Linked DNA regions of Homo sapiens: region 1 is linked to region 2. A link is an interaction called in ENCODE POLR2A ChIA-PET data of the cell type or tissue named here. Cell type or tissue: PC-3. All regions are shown on one strand. Links, peaks and the distances in the headings refer to the core of each region. The heading gives the core; the rest is flanking DNA.

Region 1 (5,377 bases), core at 92-5,091, 180 kb after region 2:
TTTTGTTTTTTTGAGACAGAGTCCTGCTCAGTCTCCCAGGTTGGAGTGCAGTGGTGCAATCTCGGCTCACTGCAACCTCTGCCTCCCGGGCTCAAGCCATTCTCCTGACTCAGCCTCCTGAGTAGCTGGGATTACAGGCACCCACCACCATGCCAGGCTAATTTTTGTATTTTTAGTAAAGACAGGGTTTCTCCATGTTGGCCAGGCTGGCCTTGAACTCCTGACCTCAGGTGATCCACCTGCCTAGGCCTCCCAAAGTGCTAGGATTACAGGCATGAACCACTGTCCCTGGCTGAGAGGTAATTTAATCATGGGGGTGGTTACCCTCACGCTGTTCTTGTGATAGTGAGTGAGTTCTCATGAGATCTGATGATTTTATAAGGGCTTTTCCCCTCTTCACTCATTATTCTCCTTCCTGCTGCCATGTCAAGAAGGATGTGTTTGCTTCCTCTTCCACCATGATTGTAAGTTTCCTGAGGCTTCCCAAGCCATGCTGAACTGTGAGTCAATTAAACCTCTTTCCTTTATAAACTACCCAGTCTCAGGTATGGCTTTATTAGCAGCATGAGAACAGACTAATAGACTAATACACTATATAATTCATTCTTTTAAAGTGTACAAATTCAGTAGTTTTTCATGTTCTTCACAATGGATGTCTATTTTAAGGCATCTGAGATAGTCCAGTCTCTGAGAAAAAATAATCCTCCAAGAGAAGCATTTCTTTTTTTTTAGGCTAGTCAATCCAAAAGAAGCATTTATGATGTAGCATTTCTATTGAGTGTTTGGTTTTACATAGTTAACACGAGTTTTTAAAATAATATATTTGGATTTTCTTTTCATTTATTTTCATGATCAATTTTGGCATTTTTACAGTGTGAGATGAGTCTTTAGGAACAAAATTACAATGTATTATTATATTGTGCCAATAGGATTTGAGTTTACCTTATGATAGCCTAATGTCTGAACTTGGCCCAGGAACAACTAAGCTATAAGTTATTTGCAAACAATATGGTTGTTTACTTTAAAAACTCAAGAGAAGAAGCTGAGAAATTGTTAGAATTCATAAGAGAGTTCAGCTAAATACAAGATAATATACACAAAAATAAACTTTTCCTATATACCAATAACAACCAGACTAGAAAACACAATGGGAGAAAGAGCTACAAACATTAATGAGATACATAAAGGAATGTGGGAATAAACAGAGATTTACCACGTTCCTGGATGAGACAATTCAATGTTGTGAAGCTATTATTTCCAAATTAAACTGAATGTTTAATGTACATAAAATACTAACAGGGTTTTGTCTGAAATGTAAGAAATTTATTCTAAAATTCATCTGAAAGAATAAACAGTTGAAATAACATATATATATATACATGTCTGTGTGTACACACACACACACACACACACACACACAGAATACAGGATAAAGGAAGCCTCACAAATAAACAAGGAAGAGGTGGATTGTTCAATAAATGGTGCTACAGGGGAAGTAAGCTATTATTTGGAGGAAAGAGTTAAAATGTCATGCCGTATACCTAAGTGTATTGTAATTAGATTAAAGAGTTTCATTTAAATCATCAAACCATAAAAATAACAGAATAAACTGAAGGGACTCTCAGAAGATGGGCTCAGGATTTAGAGTCCCTCTGCTTGCAGTTCCTTTGTGGTCTATTCCCTTAAGAGAAAACAGTGGGGCCCTCCTCAGAGCCTACAAATGTTTTTCCTTGGCCCTGGTGCTTTCTAGGCAGAAGCAAGACTCCAACCCAATGGCACAACACTACCTCATGTGCAGCAAAATCAGTGGTCAAGGTCCCTTAGCATTTGTTGAGCTGAAAAGAAATGAATGGGGCCTCTGCTCAGGCATCCCTCAGGTGCCTCAGGCCCAAGCTCACTTCTATTCTGTCGCTGCATAACAAGAAAGTACCAAGAGGGACAAGGGAGAGGTTGGATGTAATGTAGATAGGGGAACAATTCCTTGTTGAGGGAAGTAAACAGACCTTCAGACTCACTGCTGCTGCCAGGTCCACAACTGTCACAGGGAACTCACTCTTTTCAGGCCTCCACAACATAAACCACCACAGTCTCAAGGCACGATGTCTGAGGAAGAATTAAAAACATTGAGAGCCTACATGCTGGCTCCCAAGACCTGGTGGCGCTTTTTCTCAACAACCAGTTTTCCTGTTTTCCCCAGTAACTGGAAGAAAACAGAGCTTAGGGATGGCCTTGGACAGGGAACTGGTGAATCAGAAAACACAGCAGTCATGCTGATAGCTAGAGGAGGGCTCCACCCGCTTTACAAACCAACTGCCTGGAGGTGAGCCAGGTAACACAGCCCCAAAGCATCTGTGCAAACAAGTCCTCCCTGAAGACAAGCAGAGTCTGGGAGATGCCTCACTCTTTATCTCCGAGATCTGTCACACCATATGACATATACAGGTCATTATAGCACATGGTGTTTGTAGAGGATTAGCAGTTCAGCAAATGTGTCAACCTGACAAATCACTCAGTGCTTTCAAGTGATCACTACCCTGTTCTTTGGTTATTTTAACAAATGCTTATGGAGTTCCTACTATGTGGCAACCACTGTTCTATTAGGTTGGTGCAACCTAATAGAACTACTTTTGCACTAAGGCTGGGTGCAGTGGCTCATGCCTGTACCAGCGCTTTGGGAGGCCGAGGTGGGCAGATCACGAGGTCAGGAGTTCAAGACCAGCCTGGCCAATATGGTGAAAACCTGTCTCTACTAAAAATACAAAAATTAGCCAGGCATGGTGGCACATGCCTGTAGCCCCAGCTACTCGGGAGGCTGAGGCAGAAGAATCGCTTGAACCTGGGAGGCGGAGGTTGCAGTGAGCTGAGATCACACCACTGCACTCCAGCCTGGGTGACAGAGTGAGACTCTGTCTCAAAAAAAAAAAAAAAAAAAAAAAGGAAAAAAAAAAGAATTACTTTTGTGCCAACCTACCAGATGTTGGGATTGCAGCACTGAATAAAACAAAGACTCTGCCCTCAGAGAGTTTGTATTCTAGTTTAGGGAGGCAGACAATCAATCAAGTAAGCAAGCCACACCATTAGGTAGTGATAAGTACCGTGAAGAAAAATCAAGGGCTCAGTGGGAGTCCTATTTCAGCTGGGGTACTGACAGAGACCCTTCCTGGAAATGTGTTATTTGGATAGAGATCTGAATGAAGTGAGGCAACCAGCTGCCACTGGGGGAAGAACAGTCCAAGCAAAGGGATGAGTAAGGACAAAAATACTGAGAAGGAATCTACTTGGCATGTTTAGGGAACAGCAAGATGGCCTGGTAACTGGCTGAGGTGAAATGAACAGGGGGAGAATGGAAGATGAGGTGAGAGAGGTGACAGGGACTAGATCAAGTAGGACCTCAGGGATCAAGGTGTTGACTTTGGATATTTTTTCTAAGTGAGAGGAGGAATTGTTGGAGGAGTTAAAATGTTTTATTATGAAAGTTTCTAAACAGATACAAAAGTAGAGAGAATAGTATAATGAACCTCCATAAATTCATCACCTAGATTCAACAATTATCAAGATAATACCACTTCCTTCATCTATTTCAAATTTTCTATTTTTGCTGAAGTATTTTAAAGCAAATTTCACCCTTACATATGTCACATCTGAAAAATATGAATATTTTCTTACATAAAAATAAAGCCATTATCACAACTAACAAAATTAATTCTTTGGTATCATCTAATGCTCAGTCCATAGTCAAATTTCCCTCATTGCCTTAAAAATATTTTTTCCAGTTGGTTTATGATGTCCCATAAATTATTTTCATCTAAAGCAGTCCTTCATCTCCTGTCCCTCACTTTTTTCATACCACGGACTTATTTTTAAGAAAAGGGGTCTCATTATGTTGCCCAGGATGGAGTGCAGTGGTTATTAATAGGCACGATCCCACCACTGATCAGCACTGGAGTTGTGACCTGCTCTATTTCCAACCTGGCTCAGTTCACCCCTCCTTAAGCAATCTGGTGGTCCCCGCTGCTCCCGAGAGGTCACCATATCAATGCCAAACTTGTGCCAAACTTAGTGCAGATACCCCACTGGCATAGCACACTCCAGCCCAGAGCTCCTGGGCTCAAGCAATCTTCCTGCCTCAGCGTTCCAAGTAGCTGGGACTACAGGTACGTGTCTCCAAGCCCGGATCCACTGACTTCTTAAAGAAACTAGATTACTGTCCTGTAAAAAGTCCTGGATTCTGGATTTCTCTGTTTGCTTCCCTGTGGTATCTTTTAATTTGTTCCTTTATTCCATTTCCTGTAAACTGAAAGTTAGTCCAAGGCTTGTTTAGATTCAGGATTAACTTTAGAGGTAAGAATAAGTATAGGTAGGTCCTTTATATATATGAAGTATACTAATACTTCATAAGTATAGGTTGCCCCACTTTTAGTGATTCTAAGATTGATCAGAAGTGCAGGTGGTGACAGCGTGATCTTTTCATTGTGACATTCTATATCCACCTTTCACCTCATGGTTTTAGCAGCCAATGATCATCATTGACTGACACTATTATTTCATCAGAGGTTGTACAATAATGTTTTTCTATTTCTGTCATTCCCTCCACACTTATTAGCTGATATGATACAGTATATTCAGAGACATCTCACTTCCATCTCCACCCCCTCTAACCTGTCCTTTCCCTCTCCCTACAGATAACCATTTTTGTTAATTTGGGGTTTGTTTTCCTTGTAGAGTACTTTTTGCAATAAAAGCATTTCTGTATATATGTATTTGTACATATATATAAACATGTTTTATATATGTACAAATACATATTATATATAATATATAATAATGTATATAATATATAAAAATATATATATTTTGTTCCCCTCATCTAGCCCAAAAGGTAGTATTACTATATATGCTGCTCTGTATCTTGCTTTTTTCACTAAAATATATTCTGGAAATCACTCCACATCAGTGTCTAGAGATTGTCGTCATCATTGGAAGGGCTTTGAGCAGGGAATGGCAAAATCTGGCCTACAGTTTAGAAGCCTTCCTCTAGCTGTCTGGTAGAAAATAGAATGTAATGGGGCAAATGCCAAAGCAGGGAGGTCATTAAGAGGCTATTACAATGGTCTAGGGAGACCTGGTGATGAACCAGCGTGGATAATGCAAGTAAGGCCAACACCCCAGGGATGGAGGGGCCCGGGCCCCTAACAACTTCATTGAGCAGAACTGCCACAGTAACGCAGATACCTTGTGGTGACTGAGAGAAAGAAAGACATAGATCTTTAACTTATTTAAGCCATATTTTATTTTGGATCTCTGTTACATGCACTGAACCTACATCCCAACTAACAGAAATCATTCTAGTTCTAACATGTTCTTATTGTTACAACTG
Region 2 (5,377 bases), core at 52-5,051:
GAAACCAGTCACAGGAAAGCTACAGACTGTTTAAAAACACTTTATGGAAGCTCAGGGAAAACGTAATCTCTGGCACAAGAAGTAACAAAGACAGCAGAAAAGCAGAAGCATGTCTTTGGCCACTGTATACAAATCATCACATGAGGCAGGCACCCAGGATAGAGGCAGCAGCTCACACTGCAGTAAACACGCAGGATGTTGTAGACCAAATTGACCAACGTAATGCAGGTAAATCACTGGACCAAATGGCACCCACCCAAGAGGGATGGAATGAGAGGGATGTGAGCCAAATTTTGTAGCCTGTCATTGCAACAGCCATTAGACCAAGAGTCTGAGAGACTTGCCATTCAGAAGGAGAGTTCTTTATGGCTGCTAAAAGCCAGGCGCCTCATTTTCATCCTGAGCAGGCTGGCTGACTCTCAAACAAAGGCCAGAATTATAGGGCCACACAAGTATAGGCAAGTTGCTGAGGGAATGACAGAGAAAATTAGGCCTGAGCCCAACCCATTCTGTTACAGCTTTGTGAGGCAGAAACTGAGTGAGGGCTAGTGGGTAGCAGAGGGTATTTCGGGCGTTGTTTGCTCAGGGACAGGAAATGGGTAAAATGGTTGGAGAAGAAAATGGTGTAGCTCTCCAGTTTATAAAGTTCAATCACATCCAATATTGTTTGATCTTCCCAACGGCCTTTGAGGTAAGCAAGAGACAGATTGTTAGTCTCATTTTATAGAAGAAGAAAGGAGGCTCAGAGGTGACTGATTGCCCCAAAGTCACATGGCTTGAAGTTGGTGGAGCTTAAACTCAAAGCCCACTGGCTCTCAAGGCCCCAGTCCTACTCCTGTAGGAAGCAGGACTCAATGCCAGAAGATGGGGCTCAATGCCGGGAGATGGGGCTGTTTGACAGCTAGAGAAGGAGAGACATGCATCCCAGAGCCTTCAAAACAGAGTAGTTGGTGCACACGCAGTTATCAGAAGATGGGCTTTTTATTTTGTCCATTGTTTTCCTCAATGCTGGCACCAAAGTGCCGTCAGGGCACCTCTCCCCTAGGCTCTTCCCTGTTTCTTGGGACTATCTCACCAGTAGCTGCAAAGAAAGGGCAGAAAAGAGCTGGAAGGAAAAAAAAGGAGGTGGGAAAAGGAGTGCAGAAAACAAGCAAATGAACAAACAGCCCCTCCCCATAAGGAGGACTGGTCAAATCAGGAGCGGGAGCCTGATAGGTGACTTTTGTCCTCCTGTTCTCACTGGGTCCATCCATACCTTCCAGCCAGGGTGAAGGCTACTGGGGATGTCTGTCAAATTATCTCCAGCTCCTGGGTCTCTGAGATACCAAACTTGGTCTTATGCTGGTCAAACAGTTTACGTAGGGCATCAATATAGAGTGTGTGATATTTAGCCACGATCTCCTGGCTTGGATTCTCAATCTTGGGCATTGGTAGAGGCTCCCCGACTGCCAGGGGAGACAGTGAAGGAAAAGGGAAAAGCATCAGAATAGCTCATTCCTCAGAATGGGCCCCAGGCTTCAAGCCCAGACTCTTCCCCATCCTCACCTCAAAAAGCTGCCACTCATCCCAGCCAGCCTCCCTGCCTCTGAGCAGAGTCAGAGCTGAGGTTCAGCCTCAGAGCTAGATCCTGTGTCCTAGACTCAGGCTGCCAGCAGAAACGCCCACTCACCGATGGTGGTTACAGGCCGACTATAGGGCAGAAGGCCCCAGGAGTTCTTGGTGAAGCCACGTCCATAGAAAGCACAAGGGTAGATGTGTACCATGCTCTGGAACCACTTCTGGAAGCGGTTGACAAAGCCACCAGGAGTGAAAATGTGCTGATCATAGAGGTCCGTCTCCCCAAAGGCATAGGCAGGTATTAGAGGCACCCTGCAGAGCAAAAGCATATCTTCTGAAGCCCAGAAAGGTAGGGACCTTGTCGAATGCCAGACACGCTGACGGCGCATGATCCCTGGGTCTGCCTACAGGCTTCTCAGACCCCAGTCCAGCTGTGCCTAGGTCCAAGTTGAGTGTGGGGGCTCCATGGCCTACCCCTGGCTGCCTGTGGGAGCAAAGTAGCAGTAAGCTAAAGAAGGAGGCAAGCCCAGACCCTCCTGGGAACCCCTGGGTCTGAAACGCTGGAAAGTAAGACCCAAGGGCCATGCCAGTTGATTTTCTTCACTTTAACACAAGCTAAGCTTGGCTCTCTCTGAGACAGGGTTGTTGCCAGTCCCCTTGTATAGAGGGGCCGGCCCAGATGAGAGGCTGGTGTGAGGGAGAACAGGCTCAGGGCTGGCCCTCTGCCCATTCTGCTTCAGCAGAAATGCCTCCAGGACCTGGCCCCAGCTCTTCAACCCAGAGGTGGCTTTCCTCCTCCCTCTTTTTTTTTTTTAACTTATTTATTTTTTTAATTGACAAATAAAACTTATCTTTCTGATGACCATAGTTCGTAAGAATGTATTGTATACTTCCTCCTCTCTCTGTGGATGTCCTTTCATCAAAACCCCCTCTTCTTCTTTCCCTGCAACACTTTTGGATCCCTTCCGCCAGCCTGGACTGGAGCTGTCCTTACCCATGCTGAAGGGCCATGCGCACAAAGCCAGACCGGTTCTTCAACACCAGGGTAGAAGAACCTGGCAGGCTGTATCTGCACTCAGCCAGTCCACCAATCACCACAATGACCATGTTGCCTGTGCCTTTATGAGTCAGCAGAAAGTCAATGGAGGATCGACTCACAGAGCAGGCCCCTGGTGGATAGAAAAAGCCAAACAGCCACTGGTCACTTCCCAAACCCCTACATTTCCTTTCTACTGCTTCAAAGGAGGGGGAGTGCAAGGAGCCTAACATCAGGCAGGTGAGCCTATGATAGCTGTTTCACACCAGAGGGGATTGGGAGCTGGCCTTGCTCTCACGCATCCCCCTACAATTCTCCCTTGGGGAGCCATTTTTTCTTTGGCTTTGTGTCCTAGGAGCCAACTTACCTGTAGACATTACATATTCTCTGAGGAAAGGCATCCAGAAAAAGGCTCCCAGTGTGAGTATGTAAGGGGTGATGCCAGGAAATATCTTGGAGAAGCCTGAGGCCTCTGTGGCAAAGTGGCCAAACCATCCATGGGCAAAGAGCCCATGAGGGTGGCAGACGAGGATGTAGTTGCGGCTGGGGCAGATGTCATGAGTCTTCAGAAGCTGCGGAAGAAAGTAGAATCAGGAGGGCTATTCCCAGGGTAGAGAACTTCTCTTTTGGGCAGAGATCTGAAAGGAAAAGGACTGCTAGGTCTAGCCATGCAGGTTGCCCAATGTGCAACTCCAGGGGGCGTCATTCTCAAGAGGCTCAATGTGGATGGCGCCCTCCACCCCTAGCCTGACCCAACTGCTAGCACTGAAGTCGGGGCTGGACCTGGGCCTGAGTGGGGACCTGGGGCTACTGACCTTGAGAGGGAAATAATCGCTGTAGTGTTTCCACAGGCGCCAGTGCCTCACACAGGTAAACCGGCGGCCGCCTGAAAACAGAGGCAATGCAGCCAAGCTTTGTCCATTCCCACTGTGGGCCTGCCCCAGGGTGCTCTCACCCCCTGCTGTTTCCTGGCCTCTTAAGTGGCAACCAAGGTGGGCATATCAGGGCAATTTAGGACAGGCCTAGCTTCTGCTTCACTAGCTGCCCCTCCCCTAACCCACTCCAGTTCTGATCTGGGCCTTTCTACCACCTTAAAAGGACCCCTTCCCTCAGCCTCTCTAGCCCAGGGAGGGACAGGCTAAAGGGCTGTCTGGGAATTGGCCAGAGCCTCTCAGGATTGTGATGAGAGAAGGGGAAAGAGCATGTGGCATGTGGCAACACAGCACCAGCAGGATGCTTACCTCGCTGAGGGGTCTTCCAGTCAAAAGCCAGCCAGGTAAGAATAAGCACAGTGACAGGCCAGTATGGTGTGAACACCACCAGGTAGAGGTTGACAGCAATCACAGTGGTTGCTGCAGGAAGCCCAGACCAGAGTTAATGAATTTCAAGCAGTCCCTCACACTTACCCTCTCTCCGGAGTTCTGTCCACCCCAAGGTCACGTGCACTCTCTCTCACCCATACCCACTCAACACTCTCACTTCTTCACCCCAGCACCTGGCCCATCTGCCCATGTTCCCAGCCCCCTCTTCTATCTGGCCTTGGGAACCCGATTCAGGTCTAGAAGGGAAGGTGTCTTCTTCCCCAGCTGAGCTGAATTCACACTGTAAGCCCTCTCCTCTCTGGGCCCTGCTCCAGCACTGCACTGGGCTCTGCCTGCAGTGTGGTCAATGGCAGTGAGCCAGCGGTGGGCCACCAGAGGTGGGGAATCCTGGAACAGTTTTCCTCCAATTCACGTCCTCCTCTCCAAATCTTCTCTCTGAGGCATTAGTTAAGGGAATACCAGGGAAAGCAAAGACCCATCTTCAGCCCAGTTGGGAGCACACCAGATGGCAAACAAAGAAAAATACAAACCAGAATAGAATAAGGTACTGGGCTGTATTAAGTTCCAGTAAGATAGGAACACTGTAGGTTAGCATGGTTAGGAAGAGTTACTAGAGATGAGTCATAGGGAGCCACACTCAGAATTACTACTGGACTCAGTTTTTAAGGCAGCTGTAGTAAGATTATTTGGGAAAGTGGGTCAGTAAAAGGTTAGAAAAGACAGAGAACATTTCTAATTGAACATTGCAGATTGAACACAAGGTTTTGCCTTGACTTCTTGCTGGAGCTCCATGAAAATTATCATTAAAATGTTTTTTAAAGTGTAGATCCACAAGGAGAAAGAGAATTAATGAGATGCCAACAGCAGATAAGAGATATTAGCAAAACATTTCCATGTAGGAAAGCAGATGGAAGAGTGGGTAACTGACTTAGAACAAAAAAATTAAAATCTAGTTACCTGCAAGGGGGATGCCTACAAGATGTGAGCCTATTTGCACTGGAGGATCTAGGAAAGACTCAGAATTTGGAGGCATCAGGTGCCACAAGAGGCAGGGATGAGGCACAGGGCTAGAAAAACTGGAGGATTGGTTGAAAGTCTGCCAAGGAATTAGAACCCCAGGTTCCCTCTCCTCCCCTACACAACTGGATGATGGGAGGATTGTTCCCCAAAAAATTGAACCAAACAGACTCTAGACTCAAATACTTACACTAGACACAGCTAAGATATTATATATGCAGCCAAATTATTAATCAAGTATAGAAGTGGAATAAAGGTAATTTCAGATGCACACCGTCTCAGATAATTGGTCTCCCATGCTCCTGTCTCAGAAAACTACTGGAGAATGTGCTTCACCAAAATGAGGGAGTAAACCAAGAAAGAGGAAGGCATAGAATCCAGGAAAAAAAGGACCCAACAAAGGAGGGCAGCAAGCAGGGCCAGGGATAGGGAGAGGTGAGCAAGG

Evidence for each region. Peaks named below come from ENCODE experiments on the same cell type or tissue, not always from the same donor. Only the 100,000 strongest peaks of a DNase experiment are listed, where the experiment ranks them.
Region 1: POLR2A ChIA-PET joins it to region 2 with 9 read pairs; 2 of 35 experiments call an interaction of 5 or more read pairs at or near these places.

What each region holds. Positions count from the first base shown.
Region 1 is chrX:70,218,143-70,223,519 of GRCh38, forward strand. It overlaps the pseudogene RN7SL581P. Among named protein-coding and RNA genes, the nearest start is that of AWAT1, 14 kb to the right of the region's middle. In PC-3, for the core only: no CTCF peak of the experiment used is centred there; a DNase peak (open chromatin) is centred at 2,329; H3K27ac peaks cover 1,867 bases.
Region 2 is chrX:70,040,518-70,045,894 of GRCh38, forward strand. It overlaps AWAT2 (acyl-CoA wax alcohol acyltransferase 2), which reads right to left. Exons shown (of 8, transcript NM_001002254.1): 2 at 3,835-3,945; 3 at 3,409-3,479; 4 at 2,961-3,165; 5 at 2,552-2,726; 6 at 1,670-1,869; 7 at 1,256-1,445; 8 at 25-1,105. The coding sequence ends at 1,291. Among named protein-coding and RNA genes, the nearest start is that of AWAT2, 6.7 kb to the right of the region's middle. In PC-3, for the core only: a CTCF peak has its summit at 2,764; no DNase peak of the experiment used is centred there; H3K27ac peaks cover 1,889 bases.